4 separate regions of the Homo sapiens genome follow, and all the other regions are linked to region 1. Evidence: chromatin loops called from intact Hi-C (ENCODE). Cell type or tissue: CD4-positive, alpha-beta T cell. All regions are shown on one strand. Links, peaks and the distances in the headings refer to the core of each region. The heading gives the core; the rest is flanking DNA.

What was found. A loop is a pair of places that touch in the nucleus more often than their neighbours do. Peaks named below come from ENCODE experiments on the same cell type or tissue, not always from the same donor. Only the 100,000 strongest peaks of a DNase experiment are listed, where the experiment ranks them.
Region 2: it touches region 1 in a loop (10-fold over the local background); 3 of 110 quality-filtered maps call a loop at or near these places.
Region 3: it touches region 1 in a loop (3-fold over the local background); 3 of 110 quality-filtered maps call a loop at or near these places.
Region 4: a loop joins it to region 1, with 3 times the contacts of the local background. A loop is called at or near these places in 4 of 110 quality-filtered maps.

The regions. Positions count from the first base shown.
Region 1 is chr17:81,481,520-81,487,719 of GRCh38, forward strand. No RefSeq gene overlaps it. Among named protein-coding and RNA genes, the nearest start is that of LINC01971, 3.2 kb to the left of the region's middle. RefSeq lists an enhancer at 2,110-2,760, a cis regulatory region at 2,664-3,461 and a silencer at 2,819-3,228. In CD4-positive, alpha-beta T cell, for the core only: CTCF peaks have their summits at 2,931 (motif pointing left) and 3,135; DNase peaks (open chromatin) are centred at 1,902 and 2,902; H3K4me3 peaks cover 555 bases; H3K27me3 peaks cover 708 bases.
Region 2 is chr17:81,100,729-81,103,228 of GRCh38, forward strand. All of the region lies in intron 7 of BAIAP2 (BAR/IMD domain containing adaptor protein 2), which reads left to right. Among named protein-coding and RNA genes, the nearest start is that of MIR657, 23 kb to the right of the region's middle. RefSeq lists enhancers at 973-1,490, 1,491-2,007. In CD4-positive, alpha-beta T cell, for the core only: CTCF peaks have their summits at 1,163 (motif pointing left) and 1,371; a DNase peak (open chromatin) is centred at 1,163.
Region 3 is chr17:80,985,034-80,991,233 of GRCh38, forward strand. No RefSeq gene overlaps it. Among named protein-coding and RNA genes, the nearest start is that of CHMP6, 3.7 kb to the right of the region's middle. RefSeq lists an enhancer at 4,164-4,353. In CD4-positive, alpha-beta T cell, for the core only: a CTCF peak has its summit at 4,166 (motif pointing right); a DNase peak (open chromatin) is centred at 4,128; H3K4me3 peaks cover 424 bases.
Region 4 is chr17:81,020,496-81,026,695 of GRCh38, forward strand. It overlaps LOC124904078 (a long non-coding RNA gene), which reads right to left and starts at 423. Exons shown (of 2, transcript XR_007065934.1): 1 at 1-423. RefSeq lists an enhancer at 3,367-3,426. In CD4-positive, alpha-beta T cell, for the core only: a CTCF peak has its summit at 3,491 (motif pointing right); a DNase peak (open chromatin) is centred at 3,496; H3K4me3 peaks cover 433 bases.

The DNA.
Region 1 (6,200 bases), core at 1,807-4,306:
CCCGATTGGCCGCCGCACAGCCAATCAGAGAGCGGAGGCGATAGCGGCCGCGCCGATTGGCTGCGGCGGGCCGGCCCGGGGGAGGGGGCGGGACCCCTTTTGTTCTCTCCGCACCTCCGGGTTCGCGCGACTGTGAGCGCCCCCGCCCCGGAGCAGGGGTCCGCGCTGGGGGTCCGGAGGGCGGGGGCGCGGCCCGACGCCCCACCCCCAGCTTGTTCACTGCCGCCAGGGCCCAGCGCCTGAAGCGCGGGTCCTTCGCTGGGACGAGCGCTTTCATCTCCGTCCCTCAGTTTCCCTCCCCTTGTCTTCTCCCTGTGTCCTGGGAGTTATGGGGAAGCTCAGCCCTTGGCAAATGAGCTTGGGACCTTCCTAAAACCTAAGCCAATGATAGGCCCGATCTTGCCTGAGAGGGGCACGTGAGAGACCCCCAAGCTGGAGAGGCAGATGTCCTGGTAACTCTAACCTGAGACCGTTTTCAGGGTGAGCCTTCTCCTAATCACGGCTGGGGCGTCTTCGTCCAAGGTGGGGCTGGATGGGGGTGGGCAGAGGCCCCCACAGTCACAGCCTGGCCAGCTGTGCAAATGCTCCCCTAAACCGTCCCCCGCTTCAGTCACTCAGCCAACCAATCAATCGCAGGGGCCTCCCTCTGGGGTGGAAAGTGGTGGCCCCAGGGACCAGGGACCTTCACAGGGAGAGAGGGCTGTGGTCCGGGCAGGGGCGTCAGGGGTTCAGCCTGGGTCTCCTGACCTCCAGGCCCACGTCTTCCCTTAGACAACACCTGAGAGCATCTCCCAGCGTGGCTGTGGCCACACACATCCCTGGGAGTAGGACGGGCCACCGCGCTGAAGCTGTGGATGCAGGGCTCCCAATCTGTAGGCGAGGGGCCTCTCCCCTGCAGGGGACAGGATCAGGACCCTGGGAGCCCTCAGTCCCCCTCCCAGCACTGATTACCTGGAAAACCCCCCGAGCCCAGGTTGATGAAGAAGGTGGGACCCTGACAGTGAGTGGCCTGAGCCTGGGATGGTAGCTTGACCTCATCTCCAAGGTCATCCTCCCAGACCTGGGAGTCTAAAAACATTAAATCCTTCAGAAGGACATATTTGCATCAGATCACTGTTCAGAACGCCACTGGTGCCATTCACGGAGCAGTCCCTGGGCTGAAGTGGCTGCTCTGGTCTGGTGAGCGGGGGCACCCACGCGAGCTCCCAGGCCCAGAGGCCTCCCCCAGATCCTGGTGTTAGTGGCCCATGGAAGGACTCCCAGCCCCAGAGGCTTGGCAGGTGTCTGCGGCTCCCCAGGGGTGGGGTGCTGGGAGGCTGACATCTGTGGAGTGTTTTTACTGTTGAACAAATTGAATCAATTAAACAGGCCCCATCGGGGTGGCTGGGAGCGGTGAACAGGAGGAAAGAGGGGAGCGGAGCCAAGAGGACAGCCTGAGGGCGTCTGTCTCCCCAGGCGGGGTTCAGACGCACCTCTTTCCCTGAATGTTCCAGGGCAGGAGACCCCCCGTGTTGACAAGAGGGAGGTGAGTTAGTGGAGGGGGAGTGGGAGGAAAGTCAGTGGGGACTGTCCCTGTTGTGTGTCCCCTGAAAGCACGCCAAGGCCTGTGTCTCCTACCCAGCCACCTCTGGGCTTCTCAGCCCCCAGCCCTGTGATGACCCTTTGGACATCCCAGCCTCCTTTCAAAGACATTTTATTGCTCTCACAAGGAGGCCTCCGGAAGCTGGGAGGCTCCAGCAGAGAAAGAGAGGAGGCTGCCTAGGGAGGCTGGAGGAGGCAGAGAGGAAAGAGGAAACATTGTGGGGGTAATAGCAAGGGCCCCGGGTCACCCACCTGGAGCGGAAGCCTCCCCCTCGGGCAGGCTGAGAATGACGCAGGCGCCGGCTGCTCTGTGACCCAGCTGACCGAGGGACAGCCCCTGCCTGGGAGCTCCAGCAGCTGCTGCAGCGTCCCTCCTGCCCAAGCAAGGGCCGCAGGGCCACCCCTCCAATCCGTCCCCAGAGGTCCACTGCCGCTGCCTCTCCTCCAGCTGCCGCTCAGGGGAGCGAGGTTTCTTGAGTCAGGCCACCGGCAGCGGGCGGCCAGCCCCTCTCAGCATGGCGCTTGCCCAGGGCCTGGGCTCCGTCACATGCCAGGACAGTGGTCACCGTCACCCTGGACAGACCACCTCTGTCCCTTTATGTCAAGTGACCATTATTGGGCCCCCTGAGGCAGACGAGCGTCTCACCAGTAAGCTCCCAGGGAGGACGGCGTGGTCAGGACCTGCCCATCCGCCAGCACTCTGGCCTCTAGGCCCGCAGGCTGAGGGCACCGGCGGGCACCAGAACAGGGGCTGGTTTGGCCGAGGGACCTGCTTCTTGGGCAGCACCAGGAAACAGCCGGAGACCCTCCCAGCGCCCACATCCATGGCGTGAGCCCCGCGTGGGTGCAGCCCCTTCCGCAGCCCGAATTCCAGGCCAGCCGCTGCAGGAGGGACCGCCAGCCAGGGGCGCAGGGCAGAGGGTGGGGGAAGGCGTGGCGCTCGCGCTCTCGGCTCTTGCTTGGATGGCGCCGGCTGAGGACCCCCACACCTGCGCTGCGGTGCAGAGGTCTTAGGATCCGAGGGGGCTGCCGGTCTGGGCCGGCGCGTTCAGGCCCCGGGCGGTGGGGCGGCCTCGGCGTGCGTGGCTCGGTTGCCTGCAGGCAGGCACGCGGCGCTGTGAGAAACGAACGTCCGTGACTTAGCCCACGGGACCGTTTCTGCATTTTCACCCCAACCTGGAGAGCTGCAGCACAGCCGCGGGACAGGAAGTCGCCGCCAGGTGGGTCAGGACTGCGACCTGAACTCGGCTCTGCGGCCTCCCGCTCCGGCCGCCGGTTCGCAATCCTGGCGTGAACCAGCAGATCAACCTCCGGCGCCCGCCACAGGCGCCCTCCCGCGGGAACCGGCAGGCAGGAGCGGTGCGGGGGCGCCCTCCAGCGGCCGTGGCCGGGATGGCGGCCTCCTGCCAGGCTCCAAGCGTGGCCGCGTGGGCAGCGCGCGCAGCCCGCCACGGAAAGACAGGCGCTCCTCCTGGGTGGGCCTTGGGACCCCTTCGCGCCCTGTGTGGCCGCCTCGTGGTGAGCACCCCCGCCCCTCCCTGCAAGGCCGGTGTTCCCAGCTGGAAGGGCAGGCAACCTGGGAACCAGAGGGAGCTGCTCTGGTTGGGAGGAAAAAGCCAGCTCGGTTCCCGCCTGAGCCCCGAAGGGGCGGGGCTGGGAAGGGGGCCTGGCCAGAGGGAAGGAGCACTCTGGGTTGGGGGTGCTGGGGGAGCACAAAGGCAGGAACTGGGGAGCATAAGGCCAGGAGATAGGGGAGAACCTAGGCAGGAGCTGGGGGAGCAGCCAGGCAGGAACTGGGGAGCATCGATGCAGGAGCTGTGTCGCGTGTTATCCCCGTCACGTGGAGTTGTGTGTCCTGCGAGGAGCACAGCATTTCAGGGCCTAGAGCCCCTCTCTGTACTGGAGCCGCCTGTGTGTGTCCATTCCGAATGAGCCATACTTCCCTCGCAGCTCTCCCAGTGGGATTGAGAACTGTTAGGCACACACCTGGTGAAGCATTGCTGCCCTTTCTGTTGGGGAGAAGCGGCCTTCTAGCGCAGAGAATAGCTGCTTCCTGGAACTGAAATCCTGCCGCATCCAGACCAAGAGCATGCTTGGAGCAGGCATCAGTGCACACACTGCTTCCGAAATTACAGCTATAAATTTTAAAAAAATTTTTTTTTCAAGGCAGGGTCTTGCTCTGTGGCCCAGGCTGGAGTGCATTTGCACCACCATGGCTCATGGCAGACTCAACCTCCCTGGCTCAAGCCACGCTCCCACCTCAGCCTCCCAAGTGGCTGGGACTACAGACACATGCCACCACACCTGGCTAAATTTTTTTTTTTTTTTTTTTGAGACAGAGTCTCACTCTGTCACTCAGGCTGGAGTGCAGTGGCGCAAACTCTGCTCACGGCAAGCTCCGCCTCCCGAGTTCACGCCATTCTCCTGTCTCAGCCTCCCGAATAGATGGGACTACAGGTGCCCGCCACCACGCCCAGCTAATTTTCGTATTTTTAGTAGAGATGGGGTTTCACCGTGTTGGCCAGGATGATCTCGATCTCCTGACCTCATGATCCACCCGCCTCGGCCTCCCAAAGTGCTGGGATTACAGGCGTGAGCCACCACGCCCGGCCTAGTTTGGGCAAGTTACATTTTTTTTTTCTTTTTTGAGGCTGAGTCTTGCTCTGTTGCCCAGGCTAGAGTGCAGTGGTGTGATCTTGGCTCACTGCAACCTCCACCTCTCGAGTTCAAGGGATTCTCCTGCCTCAGCCTCCCAAGTAGCTGGGATTACAGGCACCCACTATCACACCTGGCTAATTTTCTTATATTTTTAGTAGAGACAGGGTTTCACCATGTTGGCCAGGCTGGTTTCGAACTCCTGACCTCAAGTGATCGGCCCGCTTCGGCCTCCCAAAGTGCTGGGATTATGTGGGCATGAGCCACCATGCCTGGCCCATAATTTTTTAAACTGTGATACATTTTGCCATTTTAACCATTTTTAAGTGTACACTTCAAAGGCATTGAGTACATTTACCATGTTGTGAGACTCTCAACACTATCCGTCTGCAGAACTTTTTTGTCATTCCAGAGACTATCCATTAAGCACCAACTTCCTTTTCCCTCTCTCCCCAGCCCCTGGCCTTGCCCTCTCCCCCCAACCCCTGGCAACCTCTTACCTACTTTCTGTTTCTGTACTTGCCTATTCTAGATGTTTTATAAGTGGAATCAGACAGACGTTGTCCTTTGTGACTGGCTCATGTCACTTAGCATAATGTTTTCAGGCCATCTGTGCGTGGTGTGCGTCAGAATTTCCTTCCTTTTTAACGTTAAATCATAGTCCATTGTATGGAGGGACCACATTTGTTTCTCTATTCATTTATGGATGGAAACGTGGGTTGTTTCCACCTTTTCTCTGTGGTGAGTATCGTTGTGGTCAACATTTGGAATAACTCGTGTTGAGCACACTGTTCGTGTTCCTGCCCCTAGTTCTCTGGGTGTGTGGCTGCGCGGAACTGCTGGGTAATTCTACCCTTCGCTCTTTGAGAACCGCTAATGTGTTTTTCACGGCGCATGCATTGTATGAGAGCTCCAGTTTCTCCACATCCTCACCAACGCTTACTGTTTTTATTATTGTTCTTGTTATACAGCTTTCATTTTTATAAAAAGCAATTTTTTTTTTTGAGACGGAGTCTCACACTGTCACCCAGGCTGGAGTGCAGTGGCACGATCTCGGCTCACTGCAATCTCCGCCTCCCAGGTGAAAGCGATTCTCCTGCCTCAGCCTCCCAAGTAACTGGGATCACAGGCACCCGCAACCACGCCTGGCTAATTTTTTGTATTTTTAGTAGAGGTGGGGTTTCACCGTGTTAGCCAGCATGGTCTCAATCCCCTGACCTCGTGATCCGCTCACTTCAGACTCCTAAAGTGCTGGGATTACAGGCGTGAGCCACAGCCCCCGGCCCAAAAGCAGTATTTTCGTACAAACAATATACTAACGCTAACTGAAATAATTAACAAATTACAGATTAAAAAAAAATTTTTTTTTCTTTTTTTGAGACAGGGTCACTCTGTCGCCCAGGCTGGAGTGCAGTGGCACCATCTCGGCTCACTGCAACCTCTGTCTTGCCCAGGCTCAAGTGATTCTCCTGCTTCAGCCTCCCGAGTAGCTGAGATTACAGGCGTGCACCAGCACGCCCACCCGGCTAATTTTTTTTTTCTTTTTTTTTTTTGTAATTTCAGTAGAGACGAGGTTTCACCGTGTTGGCCAGGATGGTCTCGAACTCCTGCCTGGGGTGCTGGGATTACAGCCGTGAGCCACTGTGCCCAGTCAAAATATTTTTTATTTACCTCCAACCCCACCACCTAGAGATGACCACTGCTCATTTTTGTTGATGGTATTTGGCAACAGGCTTGTCTGCTTTCTAAGCACTGTTGTTTTGTTTAGAGACAGGGTCTCCGCTCTGTGGCCCAGGCTAGAGCGCAGCGGTGCAATCACGGCTCACTGTAGCCTCCACCTCCCAAGCTCAAGCGATCCTCCCGCCTCGGCCTCCCAAGTGGCTGGGACCACAGGCGCGGGCCCCCTCCAGCCAAGCATTGTTTTTCTGACCCGCAGGATGGGAGCAGGGAGAGCGTGGCTGGCC
Region 2 (2,500 bases), core at 1-2,500, 380 kb before region 1:
CTCTTTGCTTCCTGGGTAGCCAGGGGCCCTGCCTGGCTCTCAGGTGGCCTCCCCAGTCCCTCCCTCACTGCTCCAGAGTGGCCTCCCTGGGACTCAAACCTGGTCACAGGGTCCTCCCCTGGCTCCCAGGCTCTTGGTGACCTGTGCCTCTACCACCTCTGCCTGCACCCCTGAGCCACTGTGGTCCCAGGTGGGGCCTTGGGTGGTGGCCACATGCTGCTGCCCTCGTGACCTCTGAGAGACCCCTCTGCCCGTCATCTGTTGAGGGCCCCTCCTTGGGCCGGTAGACTCTTGGCCCTGTGTTTCCCGCTAGGCGTCCCCCGGCACAGTCCTGCGGCCCTGTGTCTCCCGCTAGGTGTCCCCCGGCACAGTCCTGCGGCCCTGTGTCTCCCGCTAGGCGTCCCCCAGCACAGTCCTGCAGCCCTGTGTTTCCGGCATCCCCAGCCTTGTCGTTCCTTGTGGGGGAATCCCGCCCTGGGATCCGCCATGTCCCAGGACCAAGCCTGGCCCTGCTGAACCAGGAGCGAGTTCCTCAGGGACGGGCTGCAGCAGCCCCCTCCATGGATATCCTGAGCCCCGATGTGAGCAAGGGGATCCCCTCCTAGGAGGCTGACTTAGCCCCCAGAGCAGGCAAGGCCCAGAGGCCAGACTCCCCACCGGGAACAGGCAGGGCCAGCAGGCCCCTGTTCACCCATAGTCCATGGGTAGGAGTTGGGATGGGATCACATGTGTCCCCTGGAACATTCTGGAACATTTCAAGAGTTTCGAAGATGTAGTTCCGGAGCCAAGCCCACCAGGGAGGCCCTGGTCATGTCTTTCTAAAATAAAGGGTTGCAGGGATCCACGGGCTATACCTTGACACTTGTTCCCCCCACCCACCACACTCTCATGTACGTGCGCGTGCGTGCACACACACACACACGCACGTGATACAGAACCAGTGCTCCAGTCCCCACAGCCTGGGGACAGCCAGGAGACAAGTGCTCTTCCCTCCCTGGAGAGGCCCCTCCTGCCGGCCTGGGCCTGCTGGGCACTGTGGGCAGGTGCAGGCAAGGACAGCAGCAGCACCTTTGACCCCTGGAGGCAGCCTCGCTGCTGAAGGACTCAGCGGTGACAGGCTGTGCTGCCACAGCTGCCAGGCAGGGAGCGCTGTGGAGCGCAGGCCTCCCGCCTGCTAGACCCAGGACAGTGGCGGGCGTCTGCGCCCTCTGGCGGGGGCCAGGCCCCATGACGGGGCCAGGGAGTGAGAGCGGGGCTGTCAGTGGCTGGGGTGCTGCCTGCAGGGATGGAGGGCGGGGAAGCCAGGCTGCTTGCCGCAGGTCTCCCAGGAGGGGTTGCGGGATGTGCCTGCGGTGGCAGCAGCTGACCTCCTGGGCTCGTGGGCCCCCGGGCGTGTGTGGAAGAGGCCTGTGTCCCACAGACCCACTTAGAGACGAGCCTCTGGGCTGGGGGCCAGGGTGTGAGGGCAGCCTCCCAGGGCAGTTCGTAGTAGCTCCCTGGTGCTTGGGTTTGGGCCTGCCTCGGGGCTCTCAGGGTGCGGGGGTGACGCTGGCTCGTGGCCGCTGTGTCAGGGCCGTGCCGCTGCGAGGTCGGTGTCCCTCGGCCGTCTGCCCTAGTGCTGGTCCCTGCTGGCCTCTCCGCGCCACCCAAGACTCACTCCTCTACCACTGATCTCAGCCAGGGCTCGGCAGACGTTCTGAAGGGCCACAAAGTTTGTGCTTTTGGCTCTGTGGGCCGTGCCGTCTCCAGCTCTGTTACTGCAATGTGAGGGCAGCCATGAATGAATGATTCACAAATCGATGCACAGCTGTGTTGCAATAAAACTTTATTTACAAAACAGGAAGCCAGCCCTCGGGCTGTGGTTTGCTGACCCCTGGTCTGAGCCAGCAGCAGAGGGGTAGGGGTGGCATGGGGAGGACTTGCTCAGAATGGCTGTCGTCCAACATCCTCCGTGGGTCCCCAGCGTGGGTGCCCAGCCACATGTAGAAGGGAACGGGGATGAGTTGGGGGGAGCAGTGAAAGCCGGAGAGGCCCCCAGAGGTGCCAGAGACATAGCAGTTCTGGCCCACAGCTTAAGGGTCTGGGGGTCCCGGGAATCCAGGCCCTGCAGCCTGCTTAGGCCAAATGGCCAGGAGGGGCAGGGGTTACTTGATTAGCTCCCAGGACCCAGGCCCGGCCGGCTCCCAGTCCCAGAACCTTTCTCCATGCCTGTGGCTTCCTCCTCCTTTGTCCCCACTGTGCTCAGCTGGTCTGTGTCCAGCAGGCCGCAGAGTACGCCCGAGGGAGCGCGGGCTCTTGGGCCCAAGGGCAGTGGTTGGAGCAGTGAGCCTCAGTGTGTCTGACGGGGCTGCCTTCCTGCCCTCGGCAGCCAGGCCTGACCCCCACTGGGCAGCACCACCCCCTCCCCCGGCCATCTGGGGCGCCTTCCTGGCACTTTGGGGTTTGCCCACCGGAGTTTGACCTTGTGCGTCCCTGTCCGTTCCTCCTTCCTCCAGGCCCT
Region 3 (6,200 bases), core at 2,810-5,309, 500 kb before region 1:
GAGTCTGAGATGGGACAGGCTCGGTGACAGAAGGAGCGGCCAGCTGGGAGCAGAGAGTGCCACAGGGGTCAGGGCCCTTGGCTAATGGGTCAAGCATCCCCAGAACTGAAAAAGATGGACAGTCTATGAAAGCTTAAATTGATCATTTTTTTAAAAACCAGGTCAGGCGCGGTGGCTCTTGCCTATAATCCCAGCGCTTTGAGAGGACAAGGACTGAGGATCACTTGAGCCCAGGAGTTCGAGACCCACCTCGGCAACATAATGAGAACCCTATCTCTACAAAAAATACACAGATTAGCCAAGCATGGTTGTGTGCACCTGTGGTCCCAGCTACTCGGGAGGCTGAGTGGGGTGGATCACCTGAGCCCAGGAGGTCAAGGCTGCAGTGAGCTGTGACGGCACCACTGCACTCTAGCCTGGGCAACAGTGAGACCCTGTCTCCAAAAAAAAAAAAAAAATACAATAACAAAAACAAACCCAGATCTAGGCCAGGCGCAGGGGCTCACGCCTGTAATCCCCGCACTTCCGGAGACCAAGGTGGGTGGATCACCTGAGGTCAGGAGTTCAAGACCAGCCTGGCCAACATGGTGAGACTCCCATCTCTACTAAAAATACAAAAAATTACCCAGGTCTGGCGGCTCATGCCTGTAATCCCAGGTACTCGGGAAGCTGAGGCATGAGAATCACTTGAACCTGGGAGGCGGAGGCTGCAGTGAGCCAAGATCACGCCACTGCACTCCAGCCTGGGTGACAGAGTGAGACTGTCTCACAAAAAAAAAAAAAAGAAAAAGAAAAAAGAAAAAAACCAGATCTGCCATGAAATACCTTAATGGAGAGTGGCGATCCCTCACCAGTTCCCCGGCCTGACCAGTCCCAGGACTGGGCCCCCAAATAAAGGGGAGAACATGCCTCTCCGTGGAAGGGCAGACACCAACACCTTCAAGTCTCCCTGCTGCCTTCTCTAAGCACCTACAACCATTGCTCTGGTCATCTTTTGCTGAGTAACAAATCACCCCAAAACTCAGTGGCTTAAAACAATAACAAACACGTATTTTGCTCACAAATCTGTGATTTAGGCAAAGTACACCAGAGAAGGCTCGTCTCTGCTCCGTGTGACATCAGCTGGGGTGGCTCAGCGGATGAGGGGACTAGAACATTTCCCTTCTAAGAAGGCTCATCCCATGGCTGGCCAGGTGGTGTCAGTGGGCGGTTCCTCCCAGGGGCTGCTTGGCTCCTCCTGACTTGGTGGCTGAGTTCCAAGAACGAGAGTCCAGGAGACACCAGGTAGACACTGTGTCTTATTTTAGTTTAGTTTAGTTTAGTTTTTTGAGATGGAGTCTCACACTGTCATCCAGGCTGGAGTGCAGTGGCATGATCTCAACTCACTGCAACCTCCGCCTCCCAGGTTCAAGCAATTCTCCTGCCTCAGCCTCCCAAGTAGCTGGGACTACAGGTGTGCACCACCACGTTAGCTAATTTTTGTATTTTTAGTAGAGACAGCGTTTCACCATGTTTGCCAGGATGGTCTCAAACTCCTGACCTTGAGTGATCTGCCCGCCTCAGCCTCCTAAAGTGCTGGGATTATAGGTGTGAGCCACCATGCCTGGCCATCTTTTTTTTTTTTTTTTTTTTTTTAAATAGAGATGGGGTCTCACTGGGTTGCCCAGGCTGGTCTTGAACTCCTGAGCTCAAATAATCCTCCCACCTCAGCCTCCCAAAGTGCTGGGATTACAGGTGTGAACCACCACACCCAGCCTTGTGTCATCTTTTGTCACCTGGTCTCAGAAGTGACATGGCACCACTGCCGCCATAATTAAAGGCTCAGCGGTGTGCCACTGTCACCCCTCAGCTCCAAATCCACCCTTCCTAGGCCTGTTTGTGCTGGTGGAGCTGGACCCTGTAAACGTTTCTCCTCTTCTGGCCAGCTCAGCCTGAGGCTTTGACGGGAGAGGGAGCTGGAGGTTGCAGCGAGGCCTGGCAGAGAATGGGGCCTCCCTGTCTGACCCCTTCCTTGCTGCAGCTGCCAGTGGCTCCGTGTGCGGGTGACTCCTCCGTGAGTCTCTGCCACCCATGGGCTGCTTCTCGCAGACACCCCCCGTCTGTCGTGCTCCCCAGCAAGATTCTCAAGCACCTGGCAGGAGTTCCTGTTAGAAAAGCTCTGGCCCAGATGCACCCCTCAGTGAGTTTCTCGGCCAACTGGCAGGCTCCCCACGGACGGCTAGGCTCTCACCCTGCAGTAACTTCCTCCACCACGGGCAGGGACAGCCTGCAGGGTCCAGCAGAGCCCAGGGCAACTTCCTCCACCGCGGGCAGGGGAAGCCTGCAGGGTCCAGCAGAGCCCAGGGCAACTTCCTCCACTGCGGGCAGGGGCAGCCTGCAGGGTCCAGCAGAGCCAGGCCCAGCCTTGAGTTGGGATGTTCTTCCAGGTTCTTGGTTTCTCCTCGTGTGCTCCCTGTCTGTCCTAGAAACACACGCTGCTTCTGGCACTGCTATTCCTGTATTCCTCAGAGTTCTCTTGTAACCTTTTAATAGTGAAACCTCCTTTTCTAGTTTATAATTCTTTATATTAAATGTTCCTGTTCAAATTACTGGTGTGGTTTCTGTCTCCTGCCTGGAACCTAATGGTACAGAGTTAGCACAAGGAGAGGTCCCAGGAGGGCATTTGGGGACTGTTTGCATCGTCCCTAGGGTGTGAATGCCTGGCTGAGTTTCCTGCCAATGGGAAACGGGGTGCTGGGCCCCACTTTGCAGTGGATTTGCTGTGGCCTCTGGTTGGGTAAAAAAAAGGGCTGGGTGAGACTGGTGCCGGGGTGCCCAAGCGGCTGCTGCCCTTCAGAGCAGAACAGCAAGGACACCCCAGGACTGTGGACTGGGGGTTCCTGCTCCACACACTGGGCGTTCACAGCAATCAGATGGCTGGCAGGAGCAGCTCCTCCCAGGCCTCGGGTCAGCTGAGAGGCAGAGAATGTTCGTGGCAGCCCTCACAGGAGCTGCTGTTTGTGGTCCCTACGGGGCTGACATTGCTGGAAATCAAACACAATGTTCAGTCCCGCGTGTCACCTGATCACAGGGTCAGCTGAGCGCACAGCCTTGCCCGTGTCCTCACTTGAGAGGCAGAATGCTGACAGGACAGCACCCCTGACCCAGAGTGGAGGCAGCGCCCGGAACCCCGTGGAGCTCACAGTCGGCTCCTGCCAGGGTGCCCCGAGGCTCCCTTGCCAGTGGGAGTGGTGGTGGCTGAGGTTGCTGGTGCTCCTGAGTTTGAAAACCCTCAAGAGCCCACCGTTAAGACCCTTGTGAGAGGTTGCCGTCCTCCCCAAGCCAGCACAGCCACCTCCTGTTGCCTACAATTAGCATCAGATCTTAGGGATCCGGGACAGCGTGACACAGAAGACAACAGCTCATGCTGGGACTTGGGAATTTTTTCTGTAAGAGAACAAACAGCACCCAGGCACGGTGGCTCACGCTTGTAATCCCAGCACTTTGGGAGGCCGAGGTGGGTGGATTACCTGAGGTCAGGAGTTTGTGATCAGCCTGGTCAACTTGGTGAAACTCCTTCTCTACCAAAAATACAAAAAAAAATTAGCTGGGCGCGGTGGCAGCTGCCTGTAGTACCAGCTACTCAGGAGGCTGAGGCAGGAGAATCGCTTGAACCTGGGAGGCAGAGGCTGCAGTGAGCTGAGATCACACCACTGCATTCCAGCCTGGGTGACAAAGTGAGACTCTGTCTCAAAAAAAAATAAAAATAAAAAATCAAACAGTAAATATCAGGCTCCGTGAGCCACATACGGCCTCTGGCCACCTTGCTCTTGCTCTTCTCCTTCTCCCTCCTCCATTCCTCCTCCTTTTCGGTGTGTGTGTGTGTGTGTGTGTGTGTGTGTGTGTGTGTGTGTTTTACAATCCTTAAGAAATGTAAAATCCACTCTTAACTCAAAGGCTGTACAAAAAAATAGATTCCAGGCCGGATGTGGCCCGCAGGCTGTAGTTTGGCAAACCCTGGCTTACATGCTACAAGAATTCAGAGATATTTCAGATAGATATCGCGGGGAACCTGGGGAGAACCTGCGGGAGTGGATTCGGGGGGGTTGGACCGGGAACACCGAATCGGAACACTAGAGGGGGCTGAAGTCCCTGATCTGGGGGCCTTGATCGCTCTGCCGGGTCTGCAGCTGCAGCCACAGCTAAGCGCTCCCTCGCGCGACGGCTGAAGCTCAGACCCAGAGGCCCGCAGGTCACGAACCCAAGACCCCAGACCCTCCATGGCCTGCTGTGGAGGAGAGAATCCGAAGGTCCACGGACAGGCAGTCCGTGAGTGTGACCTGCACGCCCACACCCAGCCACGCCCTGCAGGCTCAGAAGCACCACCTTCCCGGACGTGAGGAACACCCGGGCGAGGGGAGCCCCTGCACCCTGAAAAGTCCTGCTACTGCTCTCCTTCGTAGGCCAAGTGTGACCGCGGGGAGAGGGGTGCCCCGGCAGAGATGCGCTCCTTGATCTCCATGGGGTGACACATCCCAGAGCAGCAGCAGGACAGGGGGCAACCGCCGCCGTCAAGTCCCACGCGGGCTGTGTGTGCCAGCGGCGGCAGAAGGAACTGGCGCTCGGGATGCCGTGGCCTGCAGGGTCCTCCGGCGAATCACAGTGCCCAGGGTGAAACAAAGGGTTGGCAGACCAGAGTGCTGTTTGTCTTACACAACAGAAACAAAACTCTGGGTCTGGTGGCCAAACCTGACTTGAGTCACCACAGTGGACAGCCACGGCCTCTCACCTGTTTCCAGGCTGAGCCAATTCACAGACCTGGAGCCCTTGAGTTGGGGGCCAGGTTCCTTGAGGGAGACCCCTGAAGCATTGCTGCAAGGAATACAGCAGCAAAGCCACGGGAAGAGTCCCCCAAAGGGACCTGTACCTGTTTACCAAAGTAACTGTGTAACAGAGGGAGGGAAATACTCAAGCGTCTCAGGAATGACAAGACACTGGCATCAAATGGATTCCAATTCCTTTTCTTTTTCTTTTTCTTTTTTTGGAGACAGAGTATCACACTGTCGCCCAGGCTGGAGTACAGTGGTGTGATCTCAGCTCACTGCAACCTCCACCTCCCAAGTTCAAGCGATTCTCCTGCCTCAGCCTCCCAAGTAGCTGCGATTACAGGTGCATGCCACCATGCCCCACTAACTTTTGTAGTTTTGTAGAGACACGGTCCACTATGTGAGGCCAGGCTGATGTCGAACTCCTGACCTCAGGTGATCCACCCACCTCAGCCTCCCAAAGTGCTGGTATTACAGGCGTGAGCCACCACACCTGGCCAGATGGAGTCTGCTAGAGTCTCGGGGATTTTATAGGGACAGGATGGGGGCGTGGCAGGCCAGGGTGGTCTTTGGAAATGCAACATTTGGGCAGGAAAACAAAAATCCCTGTCCTCACCTAGGTTTGTGGGCACAGGCGGTGGGGGGATCCCTAGCCAAGGATCACGCCTTCCTCTACCCAGCTCTTCCTTCCCCCTTCATGAGGAGCAGGGAGTAGCAAGTCTTTTTTTTTTTTTTCCTCAACGTCCCCATGGACACCAAGGAAAAAAGTACTTCAGATGTCTTGGTGAGACAAATCAGAGGGTGGGAGATGAACCCCACAAAAATTCAGGGGCCCCCTCACCTCAGTGAAGGTTCTGGAGTCCAGAGGTTTGGAACAGGTGATAATTATTCTCCTTTTGATGTTATTTGTTATATTTTTTGTAGAGACGGGGGTCTTGCTATGTTGCCAGGCTGGTCTTGAACTCCTGGCCTCAAGCCATCCTCAGCTGAGTGCTTTTCTTTGACACTTAGTGAATGCTCAGGAACCACAGTCAGGATACTCAGGCGGGAACCGGGGTGGCTTCTCCCTTTTACCCTTTATCCCCATTCATGTGTTTCTTAGCCCCCCAGGGAAGAATGCTTCTGTGGGGGACGCAGCCACGATTCCTTGGAAGGAGAAGCTGAGCCCAGCCATGCTGGTCTCCTCCTGGCACTGATCTACAGACAGGGAGCAGCGCAGTGGAAGAGGGAAGATCCCAGGGCTGAAAGGCTGGGTGGAGGGCGCTGCTGGTCGCATTTCAGGGAACATTTTAAAGTGCAAAGCGGGCCGGGTGCGGCGGCTCACGCCTGTCATCCCAGCACTTTGGGAGCCCGAGGTGGGTGGATCAGAAGGTCAGGAGCTCAAGGCCAGCCTGG
Region 4 (6,200 bases), core at 1,932-4,431, 460 kb before region 1:
AAAAAAAGAGAGAAATACGCATATGAGAGCCATCTGAGTCTACAGGGGAGAGTGCTAAGCTCCACCCTACCTGTGCCAGGGCCCACGGCTCCTGTTGAGAAATGGCCTTAGGAGGCCTGGGGCTTACTGAGAGGGGCAAGCTCGTCTAGGAGATCCAAAGTTTAAGGACATCACCTGAAAGCAGTGTGTGCTCGCGGGCACTCAGGCGCCCGTCTGCGGTGCAATCGTGGACAGGATAGCCTGGGCTCCACCGTGCTTGGTTAAAGGGGCCGAAGGAGGCCCCAGGAGGTCAGCTCAGGGGGTTCCAGCTTGCCCCTCCTGGGGGGGGTGGTCTTCGTTGAGGTTTGGTGGAGATGCTCCTGGAGGTGCACCTTTGCTCCACAGCTGAGGCTGGGCCTCACGTTGGGAGCAGCCGGCAGCATTGAGAGCTGCATTTGGGGGGCGGGGAGGCAGTAACAGCAGCCACACCCAGGGGCAGAGCCAGCTGCACCCCAGCCAGCACAGGGCCTGCGGTTGGACTAAAGGCTGGTCCTTGGGCCAGGCTGGCTCCGGTGTTTCCCTTCAGCTCTCAGGTTCTCTCCAGCCTTTCCGGAAACCTACTCATCTCCCAGTTTCCTGCCAAGAAACCCCATTACTACTGAAGTCTCAGACTCTCGACTGCCAGGCCTGGTGGGTGAAGCTGCCTCCAGCCGGGAAGAGGCCTTGGAGGCGCCGGGAGGGCCCAGCTTCCCCGTGCCCGGCCGCGTGGCCTTGGGAAAGCCCCTCAGTGCTCCGGGCCTCCGTGTCCCTTTCCACACCATGAGGCTCCTGGCATTTCTCCTGTGGCCTGTGGGGTGTCACTGGGGCAGGAGTGGGCCGGCTCCCTGGCTCCCGGCCACCACCCCTCAGCATGGTCTGCTTGGCAGCCAGGGACAGTCTGGGCTTCCACCCAAAGCGTCTGCAGGGAGCAGGTGGGGACGTCCATCCACTGTGCTGTGTCCAACCGCGTCTGTCGTGTTTCTCCACGGAGAGCACCGGGCAGTCGAGGGGGTGCAGGGACTGCGGGGCCTCCCTACAGACACAGTCTGGGTGCCTGGCAGCTCAGGGACCTCCTTTCACACCCTCTACCACCTGCAGATGCCCCCCACATGTGTCTGTCCTCGCTGCTTCTGAAACTCCCCTTGGGCCAAAAGGTGCCCCTGGGTTGGGTCCAGGGAGGCCCCATGTAGCTGAAGGAGCTGAGATTTGGGCCAAAAACCTGCAAGGGGAAGGCAGGTGTAGGGTGTGGACTCCACGGCGTCCTCCAGGCTCACTTCCCCGATGGAAACTGAATGGGAGAACTGACATTTCTGGGAGAATTCCGGCTCCTTTGAAAAAGGCGGCACGCAGAAGACGCTCAACACCATCGCCACCAGGAAATGCAAGTCAAAACCACCAGGAGGCTGGGCGCAGTGGCTCACGTCTGTATTCCCAGCACTTTGGGAGGCCGAGGTGGGTGGATCACCTGAGGTCAGGAGTTCAAGACCAGCCTAGCCAACATGGTGAAACTCCATCTCTACTAAAAATACAAAAATTAGCCGGGCATGGTGGTGGGCACCTATAATCCCAGCTACTCTGGAGGCTGAGGTATAAGAATCGCTTGAACCCAGGAGGCAGAGGTTGCAGTGAGCCAAGATCGCAGTACTGCACTCCAGCGTGGGCGACAGAGCGAGACTCTGTCTGAAAAACAAACAAACAAAACCACCAGGAGATCTGCCTCACACCTTCAGGATGGCTAGAATTAAAAAAACAAAAACAAAAAACAGAAAACCAGTGTGGTGAAGCTGTGAGGAACTGTACCCTGGCTGGCAGGGAGGTAAAATGCTGCAGCCGCTGTGGAAACCAGTTTGACAGTTTCCCAAAAAGCTAAACATGGAATTTCCATAAGAACCAGCAACTCCACTCCTAGGTACAGACCCAAGCAAGTATCCATCCACTGCCAAATTGAGAAACCAAATGTCAGACATCCCTCCCATGGGGAGCTATCCAGCCATCAACAGGCGGGAAGTTCTGATACAGGCCACAGCGTGGATGAACCCAAGGACATCATGCTCAGTGGAAGAAGCCACATACTGTGTGGTTCCAGTCCCACGAAATGTCCAATGGGCCAGTGCCCAAGGACAGATGCAGGGGAGGGACCACCAGGGCGGGGGAGCGGCCACCAGGGCAGGGAAGGGACCACCAGGGCGGGGGAGGGACCACCAGGGCGGGGGAGTGGCCACCAGGGCGGGGGAGGGGCCACCAGGGTGGGGGAGGGGCCACCAGGGCGGGGGAGGGGCCACCAGGGCGGGGGAGGGGCCACCAGGGCGGGGGAGTGGCCACCAGGGCGGGGGAGGGGCCACCAGGGCGGGGGAGGGGCCACCAGGGTGGGGGAGGGGCCACCAGGGCAGGGGAGGGGCCACCAGGGCGGGGGAGGGGCCACCAGGGTGGGGGAGGGGCCACCAGGGCGGGGGAGGGGCCACTAGGGCCAGGGAAGAGCCAGTGATTGCCAGTGGCTGGGGTTTCCTTTTGGGGTGATGAAAATGTTTTGGGGGCCGGGCACGGTGGCTCATGTCTGTAATCCCAGAACTTTGGGAAGCTGAGGCGGGTGGATCACCTGAGGTCAGGAGTTCGAGACCAGCCTGGCCAACGTCGCGAAACCCTGTCTCTGCTAAAAATACAAAAATTAGTGGGCGTGACGGCAGGCACCTGTAATCCCAGCTACTCGGGAGGCTGAGGCAGGAGAATCGCTTGAACCCAGGAGGTGGAGGTTGCAGGGAGCCAAGATCGCGCCACTGCACTCCAGCCTGGGCGACAGAGCAAGACTCCATCTCAAAAAATGTTTTGGAACAAGGTGGAGTTGCCACTGTACATCATGAATGTGCTGAATGGCACCACATTGGACTGAACAGAACACTTTAAAATGGGTAATTTTATGTTATGTGAATTTTACCTCAATTTAAGAAAAAGATGTCGTAGGGCCGTTTGAAACGCACATCAGAAGGAGCGAATTTCCTGCAGAGCTGAGCCTCCCAGGGCGGCCACACCTTCCCCACACGTTCCCTCGGCAGGTTCCAGGCGGAACACACCGCTCGTCTGCAGGCGCTTGGTGGTGGAGCTGTTTCACACGCGGGAGCTTCTCTTCCCCGCGCCAGCCCAGGAGGAGGGTGTCACTCCTCCCTTCCAAAGACCAGCGACAGGACAGGAGAAGCTTCTGTGACTTTGCCGGGATCAGAGAGAGTCCAGGATTCCAGCCTAGTCCTATCAACCCTGTATCTTGGTGCTCCACCTGCCAACCACCCAGATGCAGGGGCCAGCACAGGACGGCCACTATCCGAGTCTGTGACCTCTCCCTTGTCCCTGATGTCACACCCCACTTGCTGTGGCCTCTCTATGCTGGTCTCCACAATGCTCAGCCGTCTTCGTCCGGGACACTGCACCCCTTCCGCCGCGCAGCCCACCAGCTACCACTCCCAGGCTGTCCACCAGGTGGCAGTGAAGGTCACCGATGTCAAGTTCGTGGCTCACCCTCCCAGCCCTGCACCCACCCTGGCTGCAGCAGAGTGGTGGGGGCCCAAGGAGCCCTCCAACCTCGTCAGGCCAGGGGGCTGGGATGCCAGGGACCACTTCTCCTGCACAGCAAAGCTTATTATAAAATCCAAATGCGGCTGGGCGTGGTGGCTCACGCCTGTAATCCCAGCACTTTGGGAGGCCGAGTTGGGCAGATCGCCTGGGGTCAGGAGTTCAAGACCAGCCTGGCCAACATGGTGAAACGCCGCCTCTACTAAAAATACAAAAATTAGCTGTGTGTGGTGGCGGGCACCTGTAATCCCAGCTACTTGGGAGGCCGAGGCAGGGGAATCGCTTGAACCTGGGAGGCAAAGGTTGCAGTGAGCCAAGATCGTGCCACTGCATTCTAGCGTGGGCGACAGAGCAAGACTGTCTCTCAAAATAAATAAATAAATAAAAATATATAAAACCCAAATGCAGCCAACACCGTGGCTCATGCCTGTAATCCCAGCATGATGGGAGGCCAAGGAAGGCAGATCACTTAAGTCCAGGAGTTTGAGACCAGCCTGGGCAACATAGCGAGACCCCATCTCTACAAAAACACAAAACCTAGCCAGGCGTGGTGGCGCGCATCTGTAGTCCCAACTACTCAGGAGACTGAGGTGGGAAGATCCCTTGAACCCAAGAGTTCAAGGCTACAGTGATCCAAGATCTAACCACTGTCCTCTAGCCTGAGCGACAGAGAGAGAGCCTGTCTCAAAACAAACAACTCCGGCCGGGTGCAGTGGCTCATGCCTGTAATCCCAGCACTCTGGGAGGCCGAGGCGGGCGGATCACGAGGTCAGGAGATCAAGACCATCCTGGCTCACATGGTGAAACCCCGTCTCTACTAAAAATACAAAAAAATTAGCCAGGCATGGTGGCAGGCGCCTGTAGTCCCAGCTACTCAGGAGGCTGAGGCAGGAGAATCGCTTGAACCCGGGAGACAGAGTTTGCAGTGAGCCAAGATCGTGCCACTGCACTCCAGCCTGGGCGACAGAGCAAGACCCCGTCTCAAAACAAAACAAAACAAAAAACACAACAAAAAAACTCCAAATGCACCTGAGTCCCAAGTCCAGTCTCCCAGGCTTGACGCAACAAGGGCAGGGCCCCTTCCAGCCAAGCTAACCCAGCCTCTCCTCCAGCACCTCCAGCCTTTTGGAGACCCTGCCCTGCCCAAAACCACTTGGAAATCACCAACTCAACTTTCCTTGGAACGCACCAGGGCACTCCAATGACGCCGTGTCCTAGCTGGAGTGCCTCGGCTTTTGCAATCCTGTGCAGAATCAAGGTTTTCCCTTGAGCCAAAGAATGAAGAATTACGGCTGAATCCAACACCACTGGCTCCAGGGCCTCTGAAAGCCGAGTCCTGAGGCCGCACAAAGGACTCTGTTGGCTCCTGCAGCCGCAGAGAAAATCTCAAAATCTGAGTGAGAATTAGCGGCAGATTCCAGGGATCAGCAGCCAGCTCTTCACACCAGCCTCGTCTCTGGGCATTGGAGCCACGCCGGCAAAGGTCACGTGCAGCCAGTTGGACGAGGGGTAAAATGCCACCCGAATCTGTTTAGAGTAATTGTTTTCCCCCAGTGGATGGAATATTCTTTTCATCTGGGCAGCTAGGAAACAGCTAAAGTTTTCCATGAACCTCTACAAAGATTTCTGTGTCTTCCAACTTTGTGAGAAGAAAAAGAACTTGCTGGGGGAAATGATATTCTCGAGCTTAACACTCAAATCATGTTTTCTCGAAATCATGTTACTTTCTGGCCAAGTATGCCGGCGAAGCCACTGAGACACGCTCCGCACATCTTTAGAACATAAAGGCCCTGGCAGTAGCTTGCGGCGCTCTTTGGAAAACTGCTTGGCTCTCACTGGAAACACAGCCACGCCTCCTCTGGGCCCCGGTAGCTCTGGCGTTAAGTCGGCTGGAGACTGGCTTGGCCACGGCCGCCATCTCTAGCCAGCCCTGGGGCAACTGCCCCCGGCTGCGTCCCACCCTGCCCGCCTCCTAGCCCCTAGCCAGAGGCAGCTGTGTGGCTCCGTGGCTGGGCTGGGGCGCTGCGGCTCTGCGCACGATAAGCCAGGGAGCTCCTTCCTTAGCACTACTGGCTCCAGGAGCACCTATTTAGGTAAACTCCATTCCTGCAGGTGTCCTCCCCGCTACACATCCAGCCTGGCCCCTCGGCCAGTTTTGCCTTCACCCTGTGCAGTTCATCAAGACATCCCCCTTTCATCAAAGCTCTTCTAGCACATTCTGAGGCGAGCCATAGAGGGACATGAGGGTAGTTACGTCTCATCAAAGAGAAAGGGACCTCATATTTCTGGAGCACCTACCATGCACACGGGCTGACTGTGGGCTCCCATGGCCGGTGGGACAAAGGGCCCCAGCTGCTGTGTGGTCTGATGCTGTGCAAATGAACATCTGTGCGAGTGGCCACGCTTCCCCATCGGAGCAGCCCTGTCGGGTCAGCGCGGCCAGAAAGCTGCGTTGCACTTCCCCTGTTAGGGTCTAAGGTGGAAGACCCCTTCCAGATGTCCTTGGTTTCTAGATGGACAAGAAGAAATAGCGTGTGGCTCTCAGGTTAGGAGAAGGAAGCAGAGTGCCAGGAAGAGCCGGGAAGGAGGAGGCACCAGGGCACCTGAGGCTGTCACTGTTC